3 separate regions of the Homo sapiens genome follow, and all the other regions are linked to region 2. The links are chromatin contacts, found by Hi-C or POLR2A ChIA-PET in ENCODE. All regions are on one chromosome and are shown on one strand. The core of a region is the stretch at or near the end of the contact, and the rest is flanking DNA. Distances in the headings are between cores, read along the strand shown. Region 1 overlaps NXPH2 (neurexophilin 2). Region 2 has its middle 170 kb from the start of LINC01832. Region 3 has its middle 17 kb from the start of HNMT.

Region 1 (3,143 bases), core at 32-2,531, 440 kb before region 2:
TACCATATAACTCAGCAATTCCTCTCCTGGATATATACCCAAAATAATTGAAAACAGGGACTCAAGCAAATACTTTTATACCAATCTTCATTACAGCATTATTCACAATTGCCAAAGGTGGGAACAACCCAAGTATTCATCAAGAGGTGATGAATAAACAAAACGTGGTACATACATACAATTAAATGTTATTTAGCCGTAAAAAGGAATGGAGTTCTGATATATTTACGGCATGGACAAACCTGAAAACATTATGCTAAGTGATACAAGTGAGACACAAAAGGACAAATATTGTATGACTCCACTAACATGAAATATTAAATAATAAGTAAATTCATAGAGACAGGAAGTAAGTCACCAGGGGCTGGGAGGAATGGGAGTTATTGCTTGATGTTTAACAGAGTTCCTTTTTGAAGTGATGGAATAGTTTGAGAAATAGACAGTTGTGATGGTTGCACAATATTGTGAATACAAGTAATGCCACTGAATTGTACACATAAAAGAGGTTAAAATTAGGAAGCAACCAAAATATCCTTCAGTAGGTGAATGGATAAATAAATTGTGGTAAATCCAGGCAATGGAATGTTATTCCACAGGTGAAAGAAATGATTAAACCATGAAAAGACATGGAGAAACTTTAAATGTACAATACTAAGTGAAATACTAAGACACTGATCTGAAAATAGTACTTACTGATTCCAATTAGATGATATTCTGGGCAAGGTAAAACTAGGGAGACAGTAAAAGAATTAGGGGTTGGGGAGAGGACGGGATGAATAGGCAAAGCACAGAGGATTTTTAGGGCAGTGAAACTATTTAGTATGCTCCTATAATGGTGGGTACATGTCATTATACATTTGTCAAAACCCATAGGATTCAGCAAGAGTGAACCCTAACATAAACATGGACTTGAGGTGGTAGTTATGTGTCAATGTAGGATTGATTGTAACAAATGCACCACACTGGTGGGGGGAAAGGTGGTAATGGGGCAGCTGTGGGTAGGGAGGGGGGCAGGGGTATATGGGAAATCTCTGTACTTGGCTGCTAATTTTGCTGTGAACTCAAAACTGCTCTAAAAAATAAAGTCTGTTAATAATGGTTAAGATGACAAATTTTGTTATCTCTATTTCACCAAAATAAAATAAAATTATAAAAAGAGAAACTGTGAAGGCTGCTGTAGGATTTAGGATGGGAGAGAAAGTGCAGTGTGAGCCTCCCCTGGGCAGCTGCCCCTGTTTCCCTGAGAGGATAGAAGGGGCTGTTGTACCGTCTCGAGTGGAGCCAGCACCCCAGCATCCCCCAGCGACTCTCAGAGTCAGCCTTGTGGGACCTAAATAGCTTCCTCGTTGATTGGAATTAGCTCCATTGCCAGTCCCTGCTGCTAGAATACATGTGTGGACCAGGGGAGTATTTGAAGTGCTGGTTTCTGAAGCTTTTTGTTTGGTAGAATGCCAAAGAACACAGCTTTTGCTGTCATAATTGGTCTAAATTTAAATGCTCACTTGTTTTTGTTTCAGACTGGTTTGTGTGTGCATGGACACAGCTTAAGTTTGTGGGTATAGAGTATATTTTGTCAACATGGAGAGAGTGAATCAGAGCTTTTGTTGTCTAAATCAGCCCTTGTTTTCAGTCCCGATGTCCCTATGCTTTGATAAATGTCCTCCAGCCTGTGAGTCAAGGAGAGGTTGGAATCCAACTACTTAATTGGAGGTTTTCCAGTTCACAGTAGTTAACTTTTCTGCAACTTGTCTCCTTAATTTAGAACAACATTCAAAGAATAATAAGCACTATACCTCACATTAGCTTGGCCTATTTCTAGACTGCTATATAGAGTATTCAGAACTAAAAGACATTTGTTGTCTTTCAGGAGTTTTCAGTATGATTGTAGAGGAAAAAGAAAACTCTGGAAATGTATTAGCAATGTTCACTCAAATTGCTAAATGAGCTGGTTTAATAGTTTTCAGTGAATGCAGCATTAATTTGCATATTAAATCACATTACATCTTCTTCCATTAATGAAATTATTTTTAGATTTAGGCAATCAATACAGTCCTTTGCAATATTAAAATCCTGATGTACAAAATAGTGCCAGCTCAATTGTATGTTCAGATACTTTCTAAAACATCTTAATTCATTGATACTCATTCTTCTCTCAAGTTCAAGTTCATGGCCGGGGAGATAGTTGTGAAGTGGGCAGCGTGTGTGACGGCTGAGGAAAGTAGCAGCTGTCTTGTTGTTATTGTTGTTTTTCCAGATCGGCTTTCCTGTTGTCCCATGCCAGAAAAACAATGAAATTCTGTGATTTAAACACATTTATTAAATGCCCTGTGTAGTAGGGTAAGTGCAGTTATGGACAAGACAAGCACAGTGCCACACATGAGGCTCTATAAGAGGAGACAGCCCTGGCATCTTGGGACAGTCAGATTTGTGACTGCCATCACAAATTATTTCAGTAAGAGAGAAATGGAGGGAGTATCTGTAGTAATCAGCTTGACTGTCCAGGGAGTCTTCTGACAAGGTCAGATTTTAAAAGGGCAGACACAAGTCTTACTTATTAAATTAGCTAATGACATGAGGCTTAGAGAGAGAGGGACCTATTGGCTGACAGGATTCAAAAGGATCTCAGGCTAGAATGATGGGCCAAATCCACAGAGAAGAAAGTTACAAGGGATAATTTTAAGACCTGGCACTTGGATACAAAAAGAACACCACCACCAGAGGATAAAGGATATATGGTTAGCAAGTATGGAAAAGTTTTAGTTGAAAATAAACTAAAGTTGTGAGTCATCAATATGGCAAAAGCTTTCCAAATGTGCATAAGCTTCCCAGAATGCTTATGCAACCCTAGACTGTATTAATAGACTGTGGTATTTAGTGAGAGGAAAGTGATAGCATAAAGCATTTGGAGGCAGTACACACAGATGTCAAGCAAATGCTCTTTGGGGTCAGACAACCCAGTTTTAGATCCCAGCTCCAACTCACAGTGTAGTAGAAGCTTTTCTCCCCCCCAGATCAGGCCACAAGTGATTCATAAAAATATCCAACATACATGAAACTTTTAAACTTAAATGCTGAAGGTTCATTCTTTCACAAATTATTTGATGTAGGATCAAACCTTTTCCTTTGAGGGCATATCAAGTACA
Region 2 (3,287 bases), core at 391-2,890:
ATTTGTACTAATTAATTTTTTAAAACTTGTGAATTTGACTAAGTATTTAATGAAGAATTAATACCAGTCCTTCACTAACAATTCAATCCTTCATTATCAAGAGAGAATACTTCCCAGTTTATTCCATGAGGCCAGTATTAGCATGATACAAAATCCAGACAAAAGTATCTTAAGAAATTAAGACGACAGACCAGTTATCTCCTGATGAGTGCAGACACAGACATTCTCTAAAAACACTAGAAAACTGAATAAAGTAATATATAAAATGAATCACATACCTCAACCTTGTGAAATTATTTTGCAAATGCAGTGATGGTTTAACATCTAAGAATAAATCATTGTAAAATATCATATTAATAGAAAAAGACAAAAATAATGCTCATCTTGATAAACACAGAAAAGCATTTGACATAATCCAACATTTAATCATGATTTAAAAAATAAACCAGCAAAATACAAATAGAAAAACACTTTCTTGCACTAAGACAACGTATCCATTACATACTGAAAGCTTATACTCAATGAAGAAATACCCCTGGGAAGTAGGACCTATCATTTCTAAATTCTACAAATTTTAATTTAGGAACTAAGTGGGTCTTAAAATGCTACTTGGTTCTGTTGATCAGGTCTCCTAAAGAAGGAGCGTAAAACCGGGCTGGTTTTCTTGGCCATGACTAGAGTGTGGTATTTTCAAAAAATATAAAGATTTAATATTTACAATGTCAGAGGAGGAAAAATACATGCTCATCTGAAAAGATGCAAAAAAAAGGTATTTTCTAAAATTCAGTATTTTATGTTGATTCAAGACTCACAAAAACTGGTAGCATTTGCATAATTCTGTAACATTATTTATCAGATAGATCTCAAAGAGAGAAGAACCTCAGCCTGTGCTGGCATACTCCTGTCTCAGTGCCATTAGGAAAAAGACAAAGAAGCCACCGTCCCCACTAATATTTATGACTGATCAGAAAAAATAAGCAAAACCTTTAGACAAAATTGGGAAATACAGAAACAAAGGCCAAGTAGCATTTTCAGATGATCTGATTGCCTGACTGAGAAACCATGGGAACAGAAAGCAGAAATAATATTGGCAACTAAATATAACATCACTCCAAGAAGTTCAAAAGACTGCACCAATTAAGCCATGTGTGGGAGAGGCATGGAATCACTAAACTGTGAAAAGGGGAATTAGAGACTTGAGCAGAGGGACCTGCTCATCCCTAGAGAAAATCTCAATATTGCAATGAAGTTATATTTTCACCCAACTTATTTTACACATTCACTTTAGTTAATTTAACATTTTCCAAGTCATATTAATGATTACAAGGTATATAGACACACACACATACATACACATTTATTTTTCTGAGAAGAAAAGCAAGAGTAAAGAAAATGCCTAATACATGGAGAGGAAATGCATTAATCAATTAGAACCAGGTTAAGTGAGTTTCAGAAATTGATTAACATGGCCTTTAGAATTACAATGAGTAAAAAGAAGACCAGAAAACACAAAATGATGCTCAGTCCTACTAATAATGAAAGCTCTTTGGTTTATGTTTTGGAAATGGTCCCAGTGATAAAACTTATGTATAATGAAATCATGGGGCAGGCAGGAAACAGACTATGACTTATTCATATGCAATTTGTGATTCAACAGTGAAATATGTTCTCTATCAAATGAAATTTAGGGACTGAATTACTTATAATTAAGCAGTTTCCAAAACAGCAATGTAGAGAATCTCAGAAGAAACTCACATAACTACCCAACAGTGAAAAGTTTGGTGCTGTGAAAGTGGGCTCTCTAGGTGGGCTCACTGGGAGCGGGGCTCCTAGACAGTGTCTTTACTTGACCCTGAGTGTAGGTGTGAGACCGCGGGCCCTCACAGAGGACAGTGTGCAGGGCCTGTGTGAGGTGAGCAAAATCTCACAGATTTTGACAAGACTCACAAGGTCCCAGAAGCCTGGGAGTACAGAGAAGCACAAGGACCTGGGAAAGTTCTTCACCTGGGTGTGAACCTGCGCCTGTACCTCCTATGCACATGCAGAACAGCCCTCCTGCTAGCTTTTCTGTGCTTCTCACCCTCTTGTTGAATATGGCACTCTAGCCACCATTCTGGATAGAGCAGAACCCAGCAGGGAAGAGCAGGCACCTCCAGCTTAGGACAAGAGAAAAATACAGCTATTAATTTCAAGCGACTTTAAGTATATGCTGTGGAACACATGTCCTTGGAGATGCTCCATGTAAAGAAGAAATTTCATGGTAAAATAAGTTCAAAAAGCACAGCAAAATATGCCCTTCTCCTTTACACAGGCAAAAATATTATATCAAGTTCAGAGAAATCTGAAAAAAAAGTTTATTGCAACATTTGCCAAATTTACTTGACCACAAACCACTCTTTTCTTTTTTTTCTTTCACTATGAAGATACTGTCATTCTGTAGAAACAAAATTTAAGGAGAATCTTGCTTTAAAATTTTTATTTTTCCATCAGATTTTTATATTTTAATTATATTTTGATAAGGAGGAAGTTTTGTTTGAACTTTCATGTTGCACTGGAAAAGTGGAAAATTTTAGGTTTAGCTTCTGGAAGCAATGTTTGGCTAGATTATTTTAATAATTTCTCCCTCAAAAACTTTACCAAAAAAACCTGAATAATATATTATTTTAAAACATTGAAGAGAATTTAAGAAACACCAAAGCTACTTTTGACCTGCATTTGTGTCTCCTGTAAATTGGGTTTGATCATTTTGGAAGGCAAGTGGGAAAAAATTCAAAGCCCAGGACTGGCAGAAGTAAGAGGTTTAAGAGACAACTTTATGCAAAATGAGCTGGGATTTTAAAGAACTACATACTCTGAGTGAGGGTCAACCAGAAGTATACCAGGCTTCTCATGGAATTGCAACCTGAAGTTTAATATCTTGCATAGTCCATACCATCTTAAGAATTGAGTTGGTTTTAAGTAGGTCTCTGATTAGTGTAATGTCCCCAAGAGACTGTCAGAAGCAAATGTAATCTCTCTAGAGCAAAATGTCTTAATCCAAATCTGCAGATTAATTATGTGCCAACTTGGCTAGGCTATGGTACCTAGCTGTTTGGTCAAGTACCAGGTTATTTTATTTTTTAAAAAAATTTTTTTGGATACATAGTGGGTGTATATATTTGTGGAATGTATGAGGTATTTTCATAAAGGCATGCAATGTGTAATAATCACATCAGAGTAAATAGGGTATCCATCACCTCAAACATTTATCCTTTCTTTATGTTACAAACAATCCAATTACACTCTTT
Region 3 (3,188 bases), core at 310-2,809, 320 kb after region 2:
TTTCCTGGATGTGAATGAATTAAGCTAGTCTATTCTATGTAAAAACAGCTAGCTCTTGTCACAGGAGGATGCATTGTTTTATACCACAGCTCTGTGGTTAAATTCTGATATGACACTGACATTTTATTTTATTTTATTTTATTTTCTTAGACATGGGGTCTCTCAATGTTGCCCAGGCTAGTCTTGAACTCGTCGCCTCCCACCATACTTCCACCTCAGCCTCCCACAGCTCTGGGATTACAGGCATGAGCTACTGTACCTGGCTGAAATTTTATAATGTGTAATCTTTAAACCTCAAGGGCCTATAGGCTTTGTCATAAAAAAAAAAATCAAAAGAAAATTTTAACAGTGGCCACGATGGTTGCAGTCAGGCACATGGGTAATAAAACCTAGGCCTATAAACTAAATTTGACCTCTTACCTGCGTAACTGCAGTTTGTTAAGTATTTCACCGACAGGTACAGGTTATAAACGTGTATCAGAGGTAGAACAAAGACAAGATGGAATCACTCACCCTGTACCAGATCCTCAGATGCCTAACCTTAGTCCCTACCCGCTCAACTGCATGTACACTTTATGCATATATATCACCTATGGATAGTGTCACTGAGCACCAGTCAGAATCATAGGAATGTAACTGCTGCTTCATGGCCCTGCTTCTCCCACCTTCTGTACCACATGCATCCTTCTATTAGGAAATTATATACTGTGCCTCATGGAACCTACTTTGGAGACTCATTCTCAGTCTGCACTGAGTCTGTGTTTCCAGGCTTAAGACCCCAAACTTGGCTCAAAATAAACCTAACCATAATTTCTCTAAGTTTTAGTGCCTGTTATTTCACTTTTCAGTTGATAGCTTTAAATGACTTATTGGTGTTAAAAAATATAAGGGCTAAAACCCTTATATTTTCATTTCTATAAATTTGTATATTTATAATTATATACAAATATCAATTATATGCCATTTCAATGATTGGTATTTTAAATACATATTTTGATAGATTTGAATAATATTTACATATTTTATTATTTTTTGTGTAGTGATTATTTTACTACAAATTTGTAAATTTATAATTTCTACAAATTTTACTAGTTACTTTCAATGTACAACACTATGTGATTCTATGTTTATGTAAAGGTGGATTGGTCTAGGCAGTATGAGTTTTGGTTATGAGCCTGAAGAGCTTGAAAACTACTTGACTACAAAGCAATTGTTAACAACTTCACAGCAACTTTACAAGAACAAAGTAGTTGCTAAGAAGCCATTGCAAGTATTTGAGAAAATTCATGTGATAAAAACAATGTGTTAGTAAGAAGCAGATTAATTGGATTAAAAAATAAGTGATTAGAAAGGTAAATAATACATGAACTTGAGAAACTGAAAGAATGGCATTGCCCATAGAAAAGTAGGATCCAGCTGGAGATGTTCATGAAATTTTAGAACATGAAAAACTTTTCCAATATGGCCAGGATGAAAAGAGGAAGGAGTACAGAATATTCTTGTCCTGTAACTTGTATCCACTTTTAACGACCACTGCCACCTGGTGGCTTGTGACCCTGTTTCCACTGAAGGAAGAAACCCTGTTTATTCTTGATTTTGCATACCTAAGCAGGGATAAAACAGGATAAAAAGAACACTGGCCTGGAACACCAGGGATCTAAGTTCCTGGAGCACAGGGGTTAAAGACCATAGTATGTCTTGTTCGTTGAGATCGTTTAACTACAAATACCTATACTTCAACGATTTCTTATGAAATTTGCAGCCAAATCTGGAATCCAGAAAGAATTCTGACATGAATTAAAATCTTCAAATCCCATCATGTATGTTGAATTACTCCTTTTTTTTTTTTTTCAACAAGCCTCATGTCTCCCATCCTGTTAGACCTTGGTAATGTAAGCCCATATCTCTCTCCTGAGTTACTGAGTAATAGAAGACATGGCAAGCACAATAGCTAAGGAAAGAGGAAGTGATAGGTGGACAGTCACAGTGAGAAACCCAGGAAAAATGAGCAGCCTGCAATATTTCAAGGAATAAGTTTACAGTTGTATTTTTCTGAAGCAACATTGTGAGATGAGTACCTAGCTGCTACTGATTTTGATTCTGAGAACGAAACTTCCTCTCACGACCAACATTCCCACACCTATAACTTTGTATCATTTGCCAAGAACAACCTATTTTATGACTTCTTGATGCTTTTCTGCATGCGTTCTGCTGCTTGGAAATTCTACCCTGTACACATTTATTTCAGAAACCCCTAGTTCAAAGGTTACCCCTGCTATAAAGCCTTCCAACACTCTCTCCAAGCAGAGGCAACATTTCTTCCCTCTGTTCCACAATTGATTGCATTTTGTTTTCACCTTACTGTATTCTTACTAAATCCTCATTATACTCCTGTCTAAACAACATGTACTCTCTTAGTCTGTTTGGGCCCCTGTAATAAAATACTATAAACTAGGTATCTTATAAACAATAGAAATTTATTTCTTATAGTTCTAAAGGCTGGGGAGTCCAAGATCCAGATATTGGCAGGTTCCGTGTCTGGTGATGGTTTGCTTTTTCATAGACGGAGGCTTTTAAATATGTCTTTGCATGGTGGAAGGGGCAAGGAAGGTCTCTTTTACAAGAACAGTAATCTCATTCATGAGGTTCCTCCCATGTGATCTAATCATCTCCTAAGGGCCACCACCTCCTAATATTATCACCTTGGGGCTAAGGTTTCAACATGTGAATTTTGGAGTGACACAAACATTTGAATCATAGCATGTACAACATCTGCTTAAATGTGTATCAGTATTACTGCACTTAAGCCTTTTTGGCATCAAACACTGTGTCTTTTAAATCTGTATTCCAGATATTATTTTGGTTGATGGCTACTAGAACAAACAGTGCCTCTGTCTCACCCTCCAGGATGACAATTCTGGGGAGAAATTGAATAACCCTGTGACAGACATTGAGAACATATGATTTTATGAGGGGTAGGAGATAAATGCAGAGTTTCTGTTAGAGTTTGCATACTTGTAACATTTATGAACCCTGAGCTTTTAATCAGTTTCTTAGGGCTCAGAAAACATAGGTGGTATTAGAGCTCAGAAACCTAACAAGTGAGTTTCATCATGAAGGATAACAAAGGGCTTGGCTCTTTTATTGAGGATCCATTCATTTACAACATGTAGACATAGTTTCTGGGG

Evidence for each region. Hi-C counts contacts between places; a loop is a spot of excess contacts on that map. ChIA-PET counts read pairs that join two places held with the same protein, here RNA polymerase II (POLR2A). Pooled maps may share reads with other maps.
Region 1: a map with no recorded cell type shows a loop between it and region 2 (2.2-fold over the local background). The contact joins two enhancer-like sites. A Hi-C loop is called at or near these places in 1 of 168 maps with a recorded cell type or tissue (Caco-2), 2 of 37 single-sample maps with no recorded cell type and 4 of 50 pooled maps.
Region 3: a loop to region 2 is called in a map of GM12878, with 2.3 times the contacts of the local background. The contact joins two enhancer-like sites. A Hi-C loop is called at or near these places in 3 of 168 maps with a recorded cell type or tissue (Caco-2, GM12878 and IMR-90) and 5 of 50 pooled maps. POLR2A ChIA-PET finds 5 or more read pairs at or near these places in 2 of 52 experiments (A673 and WTC11).

Annotation. Positions count from the first base shown.
Region 1 is chr2:138,707,311-138,710,453 of GRCh38, reverse strand. The region is part of intron 1 of NXPH2 (neurexophilin 2); the gene reads left to right. Among named protein-coding and RNA genes, the nearest start is that of NXPH2, 72 kb to the left of the region's middle. Within about 2 kb of position 1,281, at least 2 of the 41 ENCODE cell types and tissues checked have a DNase peak (open chromatin) inside an H3K27ac peak, as active enhancers do.
Region 2 is chr2:138,265,949-138,269,235 of GRCh38, reverse strand. No RefSeq gene overlaps it. Among named protein-coding and RNA genes, the nearest start is that of LINC01832, 170 kb to the right of the region's middle. RefSeq lists an enhancer at 1,439-2,638. Within about 2 kb of position 1,640, at least 3 of the 41 ENCODE cell types and tissues checked have a DNase peak (open chromatin) inside an H3K27ac peak, as active enhancers do.
Region 3 is chr2:137,946,287-137,949,474 of GRCh38, reverse strand. No RefSeq gene overlaps it. Among named protein-coding and RNA genes, the nearest start is that of HNMT, 17 kb to the left of the region's middle. Within about 2 kb of position 1,559, at least 2 of the 41 ENCODE cell types and tissues checked have a DNase peak (open chromatin) inside an H3K27ac peak, as active enhancers do.